Linked DNA regions of Homo sapiens: region 2 is linked to region 1. A link is a loop called in an ENCODE intact Hi-C map of the cell type or tissue named here. Cell type or tissue: transverse colon. All regions are shown on one strand. Links, peaks and the distances in the headings refer to the core of each region. The heading gives the core; the rest is flanking DNA. Region 1 overlaps ILKAP (ILK associated serine/threonine phosphatase). Region 2 overlaps PER2 (period circadian regulator 2).

Region 1 (2,906 bases), core at 228-2,727:
TGGCCTGGCACAATAGCTCATACCTGTAATCCCAGCACTTTGGGAGGCTGAGGCGGGTGGACCACTTGAGGCCAGGAGTTTGAGACCAACCTGGCCAACATGGTGAAACCCCGTCTCTACTAAAAATACAAAAATTAGACCAGACATGGTGGCTCACCCCTGTAATCCCAGCGCTTTGGGAGGCTGAGGCAGGCAGAACACTTGAGGTCAGGAGTTCAAGACTAGCCTGGTCAATATGGTGAGACCATGTCTCTACTAAAAATACAAAAATTATTTGGGCATGGTGGTGTGCGCCTGTGATCTCACCTACTCAGGAGGCTGGGGCAGGAGAATAGCTTGAACCCGGGAGGTGGAGGCAGTGAGCGAAGATCACATTACTGCACTCCAGCCTGGGCAACAGAGTGAGACTCAGTCTCAAAAAAAAAAAAAAAAAAAAAAAAAGTGAATTGGTTTTTAAGTGAGTACTTTTTTTTTTTTTTTTTTTGTGACAGAGTCTCACTGTGTTGCCTAGGCTGGAGTGCAGTGGCCCAATCATGGCTCACTGAAGCCTTGGCCTCCCTGGGCTCAGGTGATCCTCCCACCTCAGCCTACTGAGTAGCTTGGACTACAGGCGCCTGCCACCACACCTGGCTAATTTTTGTATTTTTTTCATAGACATTTTTTTGCCATGTTGTCCAGGCTGGTCTCGAACTCCGGGACTCAAGCAATCCTCCCACCTCAGCCTACCGAAGTGCTGGGTTTATAGGCATGAGCCACTGCGCCTGGCGTAAATGAGCACGTTTTTATACTTGAACTCTGAGGAGCAAGAGGTGGGATAGAGCTGGTGTGTTTGGTTGGTGTGTTGAACTTTGCAGGAGGTGAACGTGTATACTTTCAACTTGGATTCTTGTGTGCCAGTTCAGATATCTAATAGCTTAAACAGAATTTCAGGAAAAAGCTGGAAAATAAGGAATGGTCGTTAAATTTTATGTGGAAAAAGATAATTGGGCATAAAACATTTAAGACATACTTTTGGAGTGTAAATCTTCACATTTTTTGTTAAAAGAGTTTCGTGACTTTCTCCTGAGGCTATCTGTCTTTGGTTACCTGAAACTCCTTTATTTTCTCCATAGCTATTTATTGAATCAGACACTGTGCTGGGGCTAGGGACACCAGGTTCCAACAGATTTTCTTCCCTTGCAGAATGTTACCGAAATAGGATTTTTATAAACCTGTAGGTCTTTGAAGGCCCCTCCTCCACCCCACCCCAAATTTCTGAACGTCTATCAGGAAGTCTCAAGTATTGTTTTCCTGGTCTAGAATCAGTTTTTTTCTTCCCAGGATTCTATTTTAAAGAAAGACTTTTAAATGTTTCATGCTTTCAATAATGAAATTATCAAGAAAATACTTGTTTTCCTCAAAATATTCAGTGGCCCTGAAGATGCCTGTTAGGGCATCAATCATTGCTTTTATGTTGACTGTAACTGTTGGAAACAGATGTCCATATTAAAAAAGCTGTTAAGAAAATATGTTTTAAAAATTTGCCCAACAGGAAGGAGAAAATTAGAATCTAATAGCAAACTTGTGTCAAAGCAGGGGAGACCACATGATCTTCCTCTTTGAAAATCTGTCCTGGGTGATGACCATATGCTCTCTAAACAGGTTTTCTGTGTTTTAGGGAAAGAAGCTCAGAAAGGACCCCTGCTCTTTGATGACCTCCCTCCGGCCAGCAGTACTGACTCAGGTACAGTCTTCAGGCTCTCCCAGGTGTGTGTCAACGTCTCTACTCATCCTGGGATTGTAGTTGTCTCAATCTTTTTCCCTTTCCCCCATTTTCAACACACAGATGTTTTAGGTGTTGGACTGTCTTTAAGTTTTGAATCCATGGCATCAGGTAAGGCAGAAAAATCTGCTAGTCGCTAGCCCTGAGAAGTACTGCGAGGAAATGTGGAGCAGTTTTCTCTGGTTCATTTGAGTATTTATTTTACTACCTGAAGTACAATTTAACTTTTTAAGGCAGATTTTTATTTCCTTTGAAATAATAGGACTTTAAAATAGGTTCAAGATATTATTCATTGCAGTATGAGTTGCCACTGGATTGACGCAAAGTTTTGAGTTTATTTCAGTAACCTACATAGGTGTCCTGGTGGGATGGATTCTGAAACTTAAGTCTTACATATTTTTTGTGGGCTCACTAAGTGTTCTGCTGTGTTTCAGGATCAGGGGGACCTTTGCTTTTTGATGATCTCCCACCCGCTAGCAGTGGCGATTCAGGTAAGTGGTAGGAAAAATCCAAGGTGCTGATGGAAATAATACATAGTATTTTACTCTTATGTGAAATTTATGTATAGGTTTTAACGGGATTTTGGATGACATTAAGTCATAATACAGCATAAGGTTTACTAAAACTATAAACAGGCACATTAATTGGAAGCACAAAGATAATACTGTATCACTTTCTGGTGATATTAACTTCTTGAGGTTCAGATTGTTGGAACTGCCTTTAAGAATTAAGAGTTCACTAATTTACTCTTAACTTTGTTATTAACATTTTTTAAAAATTCAGAGTTCATTATTCCGATTTGCCTTGTTAAACAGAGTGCTTGACTCAAATGTATCGAGGCTAGTAGCATTGGCTCTACCTCCTCCTGAAAATGTTCCTTTTCATGTCCTAATTAAGTAGAAGGGAAGAATAGAGCAGATTCCTGTTGCCATTGCGGCAAAGGTATGATTCTGTCTCATGAGAACTTCTTAGGTAGAGCTCCTCTGGTTGGGGAAGGTGAGGGTTAGGAGAGGTTGGGAGATAGATGGTGTGGGGGCAGTGGGGAATGCAGGTAATCCCATTTCGTATGCAGGTATATTTTCTATATTTTAGGAAAAGTACTCCAGTCATCTTATATAAGAATTCTCAATCTTCAGGGCTGTAG
Region 2 (2,906 bases), core at 368-2,867, 69 kb before region 1:
CATCTTGGTTTTATAATTACATGATAATGGACAAAAACATGTAATTATATACAGGCAATGAAATAATTATGGAATTACACTGAAAACTTCCTAAGATATGCACATGGTGTAATTGAGGCTTTCTGGAGAGCTGTTGATCTAATTGAGCCTGTCTTAATTCTCCCATATAAACCCATTCGGAGTGGATAATGGTCCAGACAGAGGCGCTGTTGCCTGGGACCAGTGTCAGGGTGGAAGCCGGAGATGCCATTGGCTGGATCCCAGCAGAAGTCTATCTTCCAGCCTGTGTGCTAGAGGCTTCTCCAGGGGACAGGATTTTCTCCATGCCTCAGAGCCCCACTTGGGTCCCTCTCTCTGGGTCTCCCCCTCAGGGTGCTGTAGCAGGTGCGAACAGTCCCAGTGAGATTTGGGAGCACCCATGTTCTGAGTGGCTTCTGCCCCCACCATGCATCTTCTCCCAGCTCCTCCACAAATGCATGAAGACTCCAAAAACACTTGGGCCGGCTAGGTGCAGTGGCTCACACTTATAATCCTAGCACTCTGAGAAGCTGAGATAGGAGCATCACTTGAGGCCAGGAGTCTGAAACCAGCCTGTTTGAAACCAGGAGTTCAAAACGTAGCAAGACCCTGTCTCTGCAAAATAAAATAAAAATTAGCTGGGTGTGGTGGTGTGCACCTGTAGTCCCAGCTACTCAGAGGCTGAGGCAGGGGGATCACTGAGCCTAGGAGTTCAAGGCTACGGTGAGCTATGATTGCACCACTGCACTCCAGCCTAGGTCACAGCAAAAGACCCTGTCTCAAAAAAATAGAAAGAAAAAAAATGTGTGGGCCACTGGCAGTAGTCACCGAAAAGTGACCTCAGAAGATACCACAGGAAGTGGACCAAGAAGCACCAGTGTGCTGGGTTCCTAAAATGAACCAGGTCACCTAGAAGCTGGAGGATCAAGACCTCTCCCTCCTCTACTCTTGGCCCAGGGACACAGGCCCCCATCCTTGGAGTCAGGGCCACACAGCTTCCTGGGGAGGCTCTATGGGTAAAAAGGGATCCGTCACTTCCAGCTCCAGGTGGCTCAGGTGTGTCCGCGGGGCTGCCTGGGGCAGAGCCAGTTTGCAGATGCAGGCTTCTGGACACCACCCTGCCCTGTGGAACCAGGATCTTGGAGGGCAGGGCCTGGGGCCGTATATGTAAAGCAGCCTCTGGAGACTTTTCTTCCTTCAGAGATCTGAGAACTGTCTCTAACCCACTCCCATGCCAACTTGGTGTCCAGCTCAGCCCTGTGCAGGGAGGTTGGCAGACAGGTTCACCTGGCATGATGGGCCACAGCCTGCAAGCTCTCCTTGATGAAGCCTTGTGTGTGGCCTGGCTCACAAAGCCCAAGGACAGCCAGGGCTCCCCCTCCTCCTCCCCTCCTTCTTTTCACCCTCCACCCCCTTTCTGCTCCCTCCTCTTCCTCCTCCCCCTCTTTTTCCTTCCTGTTCCCCCACTCCTCTCCTCTTCCTTCCTCTTCTTCCTCCTTCAGCAAGGCCTTGATGGGACGGATGCCAGGAACATTCTGTATATCCTGTCCAAAGGAAAACATGAGGCCTGAAGAGAGAGCCTCAGACAAGAAGGAGGAAATCAAAGAATAACGCCAGGCCCTTGAGAAAGTTCTGCACCATGGTCTAAAGATTCACAGGGAAAATCCTTCTACACAAGCAGCAGAGTTTGAGGAAACATTGGTTTGGATGCAACAAGTGTTAAGAGGCAGATCGGGAGAAGAAATGGTCGGTGGAGCCGGCAGAGGGCGCTGGACACAAACAGAAGCAGAAGGTGCTGCTGAAGTTCAGCTCCGTCCTGCAATGGAGCAAAGCCACAGCTCTGGGAGGAGGCATGAGCTCAAAGGGCAGAGGCCCAGCCAGCCACCGAGACTCCAAAGAAGCCACAGTAAACCAACTGGATGCTGAGGCCAAAGTCACACGAGACCAGGCTGGAAAAGAAGCACATACAAAGGGTTTTCCGAGGCCCAGGCAAAACTTGTTAAGCAAAAATCCATGCCAGGTCACATGTGGCCAAACTAATGAATGACACTGAAAAAGAAAAAGATGCTGGAAGGAAGAAAACAAAAGCATGATCATGACTTATCTCTTGGGAGGTGAAACGCAGAGCTGAAGCACTCAGGCCCCAGCAGAGGGAGCCTCCTTCAGCGTCCTGGACAGTGAACCTTCGTTTGCTATTGATTAAAAGTCTAGCTGGTTCTGTTAGTCCAACTTTTGATCTCCGGGGGTGGGGGAGGGGGTGGGGTTTGGAGTGTATCTTCTCTTTCCAGGGAATAAGATGGTTCTTAGTGACAATCTCCTCATCTGTTTGGATGCCAATCCTAGCGTGTGTCTGCTTGCCTTCCAGGGCGGTCCCTCTCCTGGGCTACCTACCTCAGGACCTGATTGAAACCCCAGTGCTCGTGCAGCTCCACCCTAGTGACAGGCCCTTGATGCTGGCCATCCACAAAAAGAGTAGGTCCCCTTTTCATGGTACATCCTGAAGTGTTTGGCGGAAGTTCCTGTGTCCTTGGGGCTGCTTCTTGGGACCAGTCTAGCTCTGACAGGTCAGATCAGCTAAGGACAAGCAGGTGGTAGACGCCCGCCTCGCCGCCTCCCTCCTGGCACTGCAGTGCCCAGTGGAGTCGAGAGAGAGGGGTAAACTCATGTGAGTTCCTTTGTGGCCAGTTGTTTCTCAGTCCGTGGCCTGAGTCCGTAGCATCTTATGTTTACTGTTGGCTTCAGTGGCGCATGGGAGGAGGGGAGACCAGTTCATCTGTGGCTAGGAAGGTTCTCACCAGGCCAGGGGAGTGCACAGTGCATGTCCTCACCAAGCCCAGCCCTCATAGATGCAAGTGACACTAGCAGAGGTGAAACATGGGATGAAACAG

Evidence for each region. A loop is a pair of places that touch in the nucleus more often than their neighbours do. Peaks named below come from ENCODE experiments on the same cell type or tissue, not always from the same donor. Only the 100,000 strongest peaks of a DNase experiment are listed, where the experiment ranks them.
Region 2: it touches region 1 in a loop (2.5-fold over the local background); 10 of 110 quality-filtered maps call a loop at or near these places.

The regions. Positions count from the first base shown.
Region 1 is chr2:238,193,622-238,196,527 of GRCh38, reverse strand. It overlaps ILKAP (ILK associated serine/threonine phosphatase), which reads left to right. Exons shown (of 12, transcript NM_030768.3): 2 at 1,658-1,723; 3 at 2,197-2,253. Among named protein-coding and RNA genes, the nearest start is that of ILKAP, 8.6 kb to the left of the region's middle. In transverse colon, for the core only: no CTCF peak of the experiment used is centred there; no DNase peak of the experiment used is centred there.
Region 2 is chr2:238,262,536-238,265,441 of GRCh38, reverse strand. It overlaps PER2 (period circadian regulator 2), which reads left to right. Exons shown (of 23, transcript NM_022817.3): 10 at 2,384-2,490. Among named protein-coding and RNA genes, the nearest start is that of HES6, 24 kb to the right of the region's middle. RefSeq lists an enhancer at 1,159-1,659. In transverse colon, for the core only: a CTCF peak has its summit at 1,766 (motif pointing right); a DNase peak (open chromatin) is centred at 1,801; H3K27ac peaks cover 2,472 bases.